2 separate regions of the Homo sapiens genome follow, and region 1 is linked to region 2. A link is a loop called in an ENCODE intact Hi-C map of the cell type or tissue named here. Cell type or tissue: thyroid gland. All regions are shown on one strand. Links, peaks and the distances in the headings refer to the core of each region. The heading gives the core; the rest is flanking DNA. Region 1 overlaps PTPRD (protein tyrosine phosphatase receptor type D). Region 2 overlaps PTPRD (protein tyrosine phosphatase receptor type D).

Evidence for each region. Peaks named below come from ENCODE experiments on the same cell type or tissue, not always from the same donor. Only the 100,000 strongest peaks of a DNase experiment are listed, where the experiment ranks them.
Region 1: a loop joins it to region 2, with 8 times the contacts of the local background. A loop is called at or near these places in 48 of 110 quality-filtered maps.

The regions. Positions count from the first base shown.
Region 1 is chr9:9,787,367-9,792,764 of GRCh38, reverse strand. The region is part of intron 5 of PTPRD (protein tyrosine phosphatase receptor type D); the gene reads left to right. Among named protein-coding and RNA genes, the nearest start is that of PTPRD, 820 kb to the left of the region's middle. In thyroid gland, for the core only: CTCF peaks have their summits at 927 (motif pointing right) and 2,316; a DNase peak (open chromatin) is centred at 2,344.
Region 2 is chr9:9,595,003-9,600,400 of GRCh38, reverse strand. The region is part of intron 7 of PTPRD (protein tyrosine phosphatase receptor type D); the gene reads left to right. Among named protein-coding and RNA genes, the nearest start is that of PTPRD-AS1, 740 kb to the right of the region's middle. In thyroid gland, for the core only: no CTCF peak of the experiment used is centred there; no DNase peak of the experiment used is centred there.

The DNA of each region.
Region 1 (5,398 bases), core at 174-5,173, 190 kb before region 2:
TTGAGAAAATCCTCTGTTGCTAAACATTTACTGGGGCCATTTGCATTCTGATTTTCAATGAGCTATTATGATTTATACTCTCATATAGTCATCTGAAAATAGCACAGAGCTTGAAGCCACTGAGTGTACTTCCTCATTTGAATTTGAAGCAATGTATGTAATATCTTACATTTTAAAATCAGTTTTCAGTGTGAGACATAAATTTATCTCCTAAAATTGTTCTATTTTTTCCTCCAGGGCTACTAGGAGAAGAATGCCAGTGGGGTAAATGGGAATTTTCACACATACAAAAATTGAACATCATTAGGTTACACTAATGTACAAAAAAAGAGTGCTATAAGTCTTAATGATCACTTAAAATGAAAAAGCTCTTAAAGATAGATGAAACTCTCGCTTCCTTCTACCCTTCCTTTGTGGCCCTTGGCCTGCACTATAGGTGCTGGCAGAGTTTTCAAATGAAATAAGACAGTTAAATTGGCAAGTGGTTCAGTGCTACCTGAAACAGCATTAAATAACATGCAGTACTAATATTAACAGGAACTGTGGATTTGGAAAAGTTTCACACTCACTGAGGGAAGGGTGGTCATCTTGCTGCCACACTGAAAAGCTGTGAAAAAAATAAAGAGTAATGTGATTTTTTTAAAAAGTGTCAGAAAATCTCACTGGCCTCCAAATCATGGGATAAAACATTTTTTTTAATCCTTGGAGTCCCATTCGATTATAATATTTAAAATGATAAGACTTAAGTTTTTATTTGCTTTAGGACTTCAGGACAACAGAACTCTAGATGCAGTGCTCTAATTATTCAAATATGTGTCCTTAGTAGACATAAAAAAAAATTCAAGGTACATCAAGATGCATTTTAAAATAAAGCTTCTAAGCATAAGAAAATTCTTACAAGATAACCAGAAGATGGCAGCATGGCTGCTATTTAGAAATTGGATAGCTTATAACTTCCCATAAGCAAAAAATGATTTCTCGATTTTTGTAAATAGTATACTATTTCCAATCAAAAAAAGTCTCAATATAGGAAACATAATTAAAAGGAAAGACTGTTGGTAAGATCTAAATGATAGCTTGACCAAAACAAAATTACAAAGAAACAAAAATGGATTCTTCCTCCCTGCAAATAATGTAAAAGAAAGATGAAAGGAAGAAAGACAGAGAATGCCAAGGCTCTTAAAAATGTGCTTTCAGAACATGTTAAATAAGCTTGATAGAGAAACTTATCATCAGGGGTGATAGAACCCATTATAAGAAAGAGACTCTTTTATGATTCCACACAAGATGAGCCCTGATATTGAAATAACCAATTAATTCCATCTAGGCCATTAGAAAAGAATTAAAGGTCGTTATTATAATTGCACAGGTTCAAAACAAACTTCTTACATTTACCATCTTTTAAAGTCTATTTCAGCTTAAAAAAAACATGATTCTATGATCTTATGAATTTCTTAAAGAACAAACGTGTGCAGTTAACAAATAATTCCAGAACACCTTTTTCATTTTTAAAGGTATAATCCGATTTTAGCTAACACAATTAACTGAGGATATAACTAAACTAAAATCTTTTAAAACCAGCTGAGAATCCCCTTAATGATGGCTATATGCAGCATAACAAAAAGACAGTGGGAAAAAATATTTTATAGTTCCTAAAAAAAATCTGTAACAAAATTTTACTAGAGTAGAAATTTTAAGGAAAATCCTTTAATGCATTCTACTATAAGCTGTTAAAACACAGTGCATTTATCTATTACGTTTTCTGGTTCATTATATATATTTATGATATGTACTGAACCATCTGTCTTCCAAGATGCCATAGGACCTGTTCAAACTGAACTAGTTACCATACTTGTTATAAGGCTAGTTTGGGTTTTTACATGTACTTGTATATTAGTGTAGATCCATTCATTTATTCAAAATATATTTATTGCCTATTGTCATACTTGGTCCCATTCTAGGCAACTACTGAAACACATTACAAGTTTTGAAGAGATTCATTAGACAATTTTAATATGAAAATAGCCAAAAATATAAGAACTGAATTTGACAGACAAACATTTGTGTGAATGTCTAATTTCAAGCTAACATAATTATTGATATACATTAAGTCCTTGTTATTTTTCTTTGTTATGGATTTAATAATTGATCAAAACTTATATTTATACCTATTAAACTAGTATTGAGTTCATAGGAAGAAAATATCTATAAATGAGATTGTTTAATTAGCAACAGAATAACTTACAAAACATTTGAGATAAAGCCACTGAAATCAGGCAGAAGGGAATTGATTTATTCTCCTCTCCACCTGCAGTGGGCAGCAAAGCCTTAGTTAGGTTTTAAGATTTCATAGAGAAAACAATAAGCAGGGAAGCAAACCAACTGGTGACACAGTGGACAGGTGTCATTCTCAAGCCCCTGGGGAAGGTGGCTTTCAGCGGCAGGAAACAAATTAGATGATGAGGAGGATAAACATTTTATAAAATTCTTTGCCATATTTTTTCTCATTTAAGAAAAATTGTCCAATGTCCAAGACAATACATCAAGAAAACAAAACAAACATTCACTTTTTAAGGCTATGAAACTCGAGACTTGGGTACATTAAATCTGAGGATGGAGAGCTAACGAATAGTACAGTCTAGATTCCCAGCCAGATATTCCCACCTCTACATTAAAATTAGAGGAAATTGGGACCAGATTAGAAAGAGGTTCTGGCCTGCTAAGATCATCTTTGATCCCATGAAGTTAAGAAATTATGTGTGTTCTTTTAGTTGTTTCACAAAGATAAATAAAATATTTGCTCAAATGATTAACCTCTGTTTTTGAAGACCTGAATATAATTGAAGTTCATCCAGAGAATTTATGAGAGATTTCAGTAGCTACAATGTTTACCTTAAGTTTGATTTGCACTTGTCCTGATAAATTACGACTCGATTTAATTTTTTTTTTTTTTTTTTTTTTTTTTTTTGAGACAGAGTTTGGCTCTGTTGCCCAGGCTGGAGTGCAGTGGCGCAATCTCGGCTCACTGCAAGCTCTGCCTCCCAGGTTCACGCCATTCTCCTTCCTCAGCCTCCTGTGTAGCTGGGACTACAGGCGCCCACCACCACGCCCAGCTAAGTTTTTGTATTTTTAGTAGGGACGGGGTTTCATCGTGTTAGCCAGGATAGTCTTGATCTCCTGATCTCCTGATCCGCCCGCCTCGGCCTCCCAAAGTGCTGGGATTACAGGCGTGAGCCACCGCACCTGGCCGATTTAAAAGTTTTAATCACCTAGGGAATATGTCGATTATCTCCCCCTCAGTAGAGTGTCTTGGCCTGTGAACAGGGAAAAATAGTGCAGAATAAAATATTTTGGAGCAAGTAATTTATTGTTTGAGTTTATTTATATTCTGTGAACTTCTTATGTGACATCCAGTGCACTTCCCAAGCTTGAATAGTTACGCACTGAAAATCTCATACGCTACGGGAACTTGCCTATAGGCCAAGGCATTCCGCTTGATGATGCTTACCTTGGATGTATATTAATGCTTTCTCCACCAAAGTTAGAGCCTGGTTTCTGAAACGTTTTAACATGTAATTCCTATTTAGAAAAATATATAGGCATACAAATATAAATATCAACTCAAAGTAGACTACAATAAATACTATGTATGGAAAGGCAAAAAATGTTATAAGATCCCTCCAGATGTCCATGTAGCCAGCCAGAAAATATTTAAACATGTATAATGTGTCAGGTAGGCTGATAGGTGATGAAATATAGACATAAACTTAATGAAGGACTTTGAATCAATTTTTGAAAGTGTTAGAGAGGCACCGGAAACTTGTGAGTAAAGCGATAACTAAAGCAGAGGGTTCTTTTAGTTGTTTCCACTTTAGATCTAATTTTGACCCTAGATGAAGACCATGAAAGAAGAGTTAGATAGTTGTTTAAACACTTCACTGATTATTGCATGTCAACTTCATGCAGAAAAAAAAAATATTCTTTAAAATATGGCCAGATTTGGTTATCACATTTCCTAAAATGTTATAACCACCTGGAGCTCACCTGGTGGCTATTTGGGCTTTTCTTTTTACTTCTCCCCCTTTAAACATTTTTTTCTTTTGTATCAGATTAATATTATATACTGTGTCTACGGGATTTAAATAAAATCCATTACCACCCCTTAGAAAGCTGTTTTAGTTTTCTTTTTTTTTTCTTTCTTTTTTTTTTTTTTGAGACGGAGCTTCTCACTGTTGCCCAGGCTGGAGTGCCGTGGCCCGATCTCGGCTCACTGCAAGCTCTGCCTCCCGGGTTCATGCCATTCTCCTGCCTCAGCCTCCCCAGCAGCTGGGACTACAGGCGCCTGCCACCATGCCCGGGTAATTTTTTTGTATTTTTAGTAGGGACGGGGTTTCACCGTGTTAGTCAGGATGGTCTCGATCTCCTGACTTCGTGATCCACCCACCTCGGCCTCCCAAAGTGCTGGGATTACAGGTGTGAGTCACCGCGCCCGGCCAGAGAGCTATTTTTATATCTTTTTTCATGGCATCCTTTTGTGAAAGAAAATTTGACTAGGAGCTTGTCCTCTGTACATTCATATGTGTATAAAACAATAAAAGGAAAGAAACATTTTTAGAAAAATTATAACTTCATGATTTATTTGTATTTCCCAAGTGTCTACTGATTGTAAAAGTGGTATACAGGCTGGGCGCGATGGCTCACGCCTGTAATCCCAGCACTTTGGGAGGCCGAGGTGGGGTGGATCACCTTAAGTCGGGAGTTTGAGGCCAGCCTGGTCAAAATGGCAAAATCCTGTCTTTACTAAAAACACAAAAAATTAGCCAGGCATGGTGGCAGGCGCCTGTAGTCCCAGCTACTTAGGAGGCTAAGGCAGGAGAATCTCTTGAACCTGGGAGGTGGAGGTTGCAGTGAGCCGAGATCACGCCATTGCACTCCAGCCTGGGAGACAGAGCAAGACACTGTCTCAAATAATAATAATAATAATAATAATAAATAAAAAATTGATATACGTTGTTCAGATTCAAATTTTTCTACTGTTTGTCATTTCTTTTGTGTCTTTAATCTTTCTCAGGTCTCTGACCTTTTGTAGTAGCATTATTTTATCCTCTTTTCCTTTATCCACCTTATTGGGTGTCCCAAATCCCTTTTACCTGGTATGTTTTTCTCCATTCCTCAATCTTCTTTTTCTTTTTCTGAAATCTTATTTTACCCTTCCTTTGCTTTATGAAATGATGTATTTAGGAGAGTATATTAGTTAAACTGTGACAAAAGAAAATTGACAGAAAAAAAGTAACATTAATTAAATTTTGGACTGTAAAGGATTTGGCCTTTTTTTTTTTTTTTTACATAGTTGACATAAACACTTCCTGAATCTTGATACATATTTGTCAATGCGTTA
Region 2 (5,398 bases), core at 126-5,125:
TGCATAATGATCCATGAGTAGTATCCTCAGAGGAAAATAATTTATTACAGTTGTATCTTTTCATTGTGAGCTTGTGCAAAAAAGAAACATACTGGTGTGTACATTTTTTACTTAAACCTGTTAATTGTACTTCCTCTCCTGCCATTATTAAGTTCCAACTGCAAAGTTCACTATTATCCTGGCAAATAATTTGTGTCACAAAGACCTTGCTAGAAAGTCTTTCTTGTTTCTATGCTTTCTTGTACCTCTATCGTGTCATTTTCCCCCAAATTATTAGTCGGTGTATACCGCACACATAAACAACATAAGATCAGTCCTCAGATAACAACTGCAATGTTTCAAAAATTTATTGTAACTCATCTGCTTGGATTTAGAATGCATTTTACCTATTATAGAAACAAGCCCATAGAGCAAGGGGAATACTCTGGGGACAATTGAGATGGTAACAATATTAAATAATTCTGTCAGTTGACATATTTCTTCACCTATTGATCTTTAATATCCTTAAATTGAGTTTTACAATTTGCTTCATAAAGTCTTTAAATATTCTTTATTTGACTAATAACTAGATATTTAATAGCATTTGTTTATATTGTTAATGGCAGCCTATGTTCTATTTTATTTTTAAGCTTGTGTTTGCTAATAGAGATGTGCCAGTGTTTTTAAATTACAGGAATTCTAGAAATACTGATTATAGCAATTAGAATTTTAGAAATATGAATTAAGACATGGATAAAACCAAAGAGAAAAAATGGTATAGTAGAAGATAAATTTGTGGAAATTACTCAGAATGAAACACATAAAGATAAAGATAAATATATGAAAACAAAGAAATTAAGATACCTGAAGAATAGAATGAGTAACACCAGCCAAGGTAAAAAGTTCCAGAAGCTGAGACTGTAGATATTGGAGGAAGGGCTGTATCCACACCCAGCCCAGGAAGCCCAACACTGTTATGGTGAACATCGGGTAAGGGCTTGAGTGCTTGAGGCTTCCTGGTTAAGGGCATGGATTTAGTGGTTGCCTTGGTATCAGATAAAATCCCAACTCAGACATTTACTAAAAGAGCCAGTGGGCATCTGTAAATTGTGTGTCCTTTCTAAGGCTGAGTCTCCCTATATTCCTAACGAGCATCGGAAGAGTTACTAATTTATGACATTATCATGGGACTCAGATAATAGAAGGGTATTACTTTAGCATTGTGCCTAGCATGTAAAGCACTCATATAATGTCACCTTTTATTGGATTCTAGAAATGTAGTAATAATTATATTCATTTACTGTATAGAGTCATGGGTACTAAATAATATTCTAAGATCTTATTATGATGTGGTTAGATAATCTCTGGGCAAAAACATTTATCATCCATTGTATCATCCATTTTTCTAGCAGTGTAAAAATATTATTCTCATGTATTAGTTCGAAAGAGTACAATATGAGGGGCTTAGGAACCAAGAACTGTGATGATGAGCTAAAATGTCAGACAGGGGGCACTCTGGATCATAAAATTCTGAAGCTTCAGAAGGAAATCTTTGGCCAAAATGGCACAGCTGAGAATTAGTAAAGCCAGAATTCAAACTCAAGTCCACCTCTTACAAATCACTTTCTTATAAGCCACTGTGATAGAGATTGATTAATTAAATATGGGACAAGTGAGGGAAAGGCATTAAAAGTTATGCTTACCAATAATGGGACAGAAATAAACATTTAATACTGTGAAAAAATAGGATATAAATTTTGTAAATAACTTATAACAAAAAAATTGTAAGACTTCTTTAAATAGAAGTTTTAAAAGGTCTATAAAATAGTTAATCAAAAGGTCTATAGTAGGTCTATAGTAGTTGCTTCTTCAAAAACTGTATTCTGTATAACTTCATAATTTTCTACCATGAACATTTTTTATTATTTTTAAATTATTTTATTAAAAGTAACTGTTTTTTTAACAAAGTGGAGTTGGGATTCTGAAGTAGGGCAATGGTTTCCAAGAATAATGAGCTCAGGATAGAGAGAATAGTAAAGGCAGGATTTCCTCTCCTTTTTCTTCTCTCTGCCCTCTCCTACTCGACATCCCCATTTTCTATTTTGTTTCTTCTACCATATACAGTAGTTAAGGCATCTTGTCCAAGGGGGTGAAGAAAGGCATAACTCAGCCCTGATGTGGGACTGTGTCCACCTTGAGGAAGGAGGGCTATTTTCTCATTGGCAACCCCTTTACTCTTATTCTTGTACCTCTGTGCCATGGTGGAATTGAGGCCTCTAGTCGTGAGTCTCTTGGTTTTGAAGGAGTGTTGGGGATAGTAGTAGTACAAATGTACTAACTGTGTGCAGTTTGCCCAAGCCAGACAGCAACTTAAGTCCTGTACAAGTGGCAGGACAGTTTGCAGGAAAAAGGTCTTTAATCAGGATACATGGTTTTTGCATTTAATCTTAATGTAGTGATGATGAAAAAATATAATAAACAAAAACATTAGTTTGGATATCACAGAAAATTAGGGAAAGATTTTATTCTTTTATCAACACTGCTTATTTAGGATTTCGCATACTCCATTTTATTTAACATCTTATTATTTTTCTACTTTGCTGCCAAATTTCTCAAATGAATATGTATATTCCAATATATACATGTATCTGTTACCTTTATTTCTTGTTCACCTGTCTCTTCGCACTACTGAGCTGAAACTATTTTCTCCACTTTTTCTCCATCAATTACATATCTTTTTTCCACAAATCAGTGACCTTTTTAATGTCCCATTTCTTGACTTCTTTCTCTACTATATGTGATACTGTTGACTTCCCCCAGCTTTGTAAAATTCTCTCCTGCTTTCGTTTTTGCAGTTCTACGGTACTTTTCCTCTTGAATATTCCTATAACAGACATTCTTTATAATAATCATGTTGAACAATCAGTTTTCAAGGGATATTTTCTAAAAGTAACTTCATTATGTTTTTATTTTTCCTTTAGCTTAATGACTTATCTGTGGAACCGGTCCTTTATTCCTCGATGGAATTTAAGCCAGTTCCCATGACTTGCTAGTCATTTAAAAGTATAAGTTGTCTTCCATTCAGTGTAATTTTGTGCCAACATCAATATAGCTATGAACATTGTTAACTTTGTTTAAATGTATGTCTTTTTCCCTTTCCCACTTTGATGGGATGATATCCTGCGGTGGGGGAGGTTATATCTGTTGGCCTTTTCTCTTTATCCACTTTCTGTTTTAAGGATGATTTTTATTCCCCCCACCCTCAGCCTGCTTCCACAGTGTTGGAGAGCAGGAAGATGTTTAAGGCCTATTCTGTCTCACTGATTACTTTCATTCGTTTTTCAATGACTACTGGGAACTTCTTACCTGCAGCTTTTTTGGCATAAGTCTATTCATCTCCACTCATGCCAATTACTTACTTGTCAGTCTGGAGGCATTCTCTTTCTCTGATCCCTTCAGTTTCTTTGGGGCAGAATAATCCTTTCTAAACAATAGATTTCAGTTTCACCAACAATAAATTTTGTATACTGATTTGTGTGATCTGTGAATGATATCATATATTTTAATTTGTAATTCTAAAAGTTATTTTAAGTTGAGGGCAGATTGTGTTTTATATTTCTATATTTGCAAATGTTTAGAATTAACTTAAGCTAACATTATTTCAATTCATTGCCTCCTTCATATACACAAGCCTATTAGGTACTTTAGATACCAACCAGAAGGATATGGACTGATTTACACAATCAAGTCTTTAATACTGAACCATACCCTAGACTATATGAATTCAGCTTTTTATTTGTCACTGTATCATTTGAAAGGAGACTAGCAATAAATCATTTCTTGTAGATTTTGCTAGTCTTAGAAAAACATTGCTAAAATCACAAATGATATATCAGATGATAGTGATGGATTAAAAATATTTCTGTGTATTAGCAATAACAACCTTTGTAAATAAAAAGGCAAGATTTTCTACAAAGTGAACAGTAGAAAATAATTCAGTATAATATCGTCCCTATAAGACTCTTAAGGAAATGTAAAGGGTACCTCTGGATATTTTACCGAATATGTAAAGGTATTTCTATATAATATATGTGTAACATGTTTAATACACATAAAGAATTACTATTCTTCAGGAATATTCTATTGATATGCTATTTTATCTGATATATATCACAAAATATTCATTAAAGATGTCTTTAATATAACCTATTTAAGTTTGGCATTTTGACACATGGGACTAAATACAATGTATAAATTATTTGTTTAACTTAAGCATAATGATAAATAGTGTATCCATGGGTATTCCTTTGCACACATATGGGTACTATGGTTATATCTAAGTGAATATATTTTGATTAAACACAAACTCTTGCATAAGGACATATGTAACCATGAGATCACACAAACTTCAAAGAGCAAAATCCCTTGTGATGGATACTAATAGGAATATTTAATTTATTTTTTATTTTTTTTTTATTTCCATAGGTTATTCGGGAAGAAGTGGTGTTTGATTACATGAGCAAGTTCTTTAGCAGTTGATTTGTGAAATTTTGGTGTACCTATCATTGAGCAGTATACACTACACCCAGCTTGTAGTCTTTTATCCTTCTCCCCCTTCCCACCCTTTCCCCCTGAGTCCTCAAAGTCCATTGTATCATTCTTATGTCTTTGCATCATCATAGCTTAGCTTCCACTTATGAGTGAGAACATGCGATGTTTGGTTTTCCATTCCTGTGTTACTTCACTTAGAATAGTAGCCTGCAATCTCATTGAGGTTGCGGCAAAGGCCATTAATTCATTCCTTTTAATGGCTGAATTGTATTCCATCATATATATATGTATATACACACACACACACACACACACACACAAACACACATACATATGCATACGTGTGTATATATGTATGCATATGTGTACATGTGTACATATGCATACATGTGTATGCATGTGTACATATGCGTACATGTGTATGCATGTGTACACGTGTGTATATGTGTACATTTGTATATATATGTATATATGTATATGGTGGAATATATATATCACAGTTTATCCATCATATATATGATGAATATACAATATATATTATATATATAAAATATATATAATATATATATATATATATATATAATATATATATAATCCTTTTCATATAAAGACTTATTTCCCTCTGGGTAGATACCCCAGTAGTGGGATTGCTGGATCAAATGGTAGTTCTACTTTTAGTTATTTAAGGAATCTCCACACTGTTTTCCATAGCGGTTGCACTGGTTTACATTCCCATCAGCAGCGTAGAAGCGTTCCCTGTTCACCGCATCTACGCCAACATCTATTATTTTTTGAATTGTTAATGATGACCATTCTTGCTGGAGTAAGGTAGTATTGCATTGTGGTTTTGATTTGCATTCCCCTAATC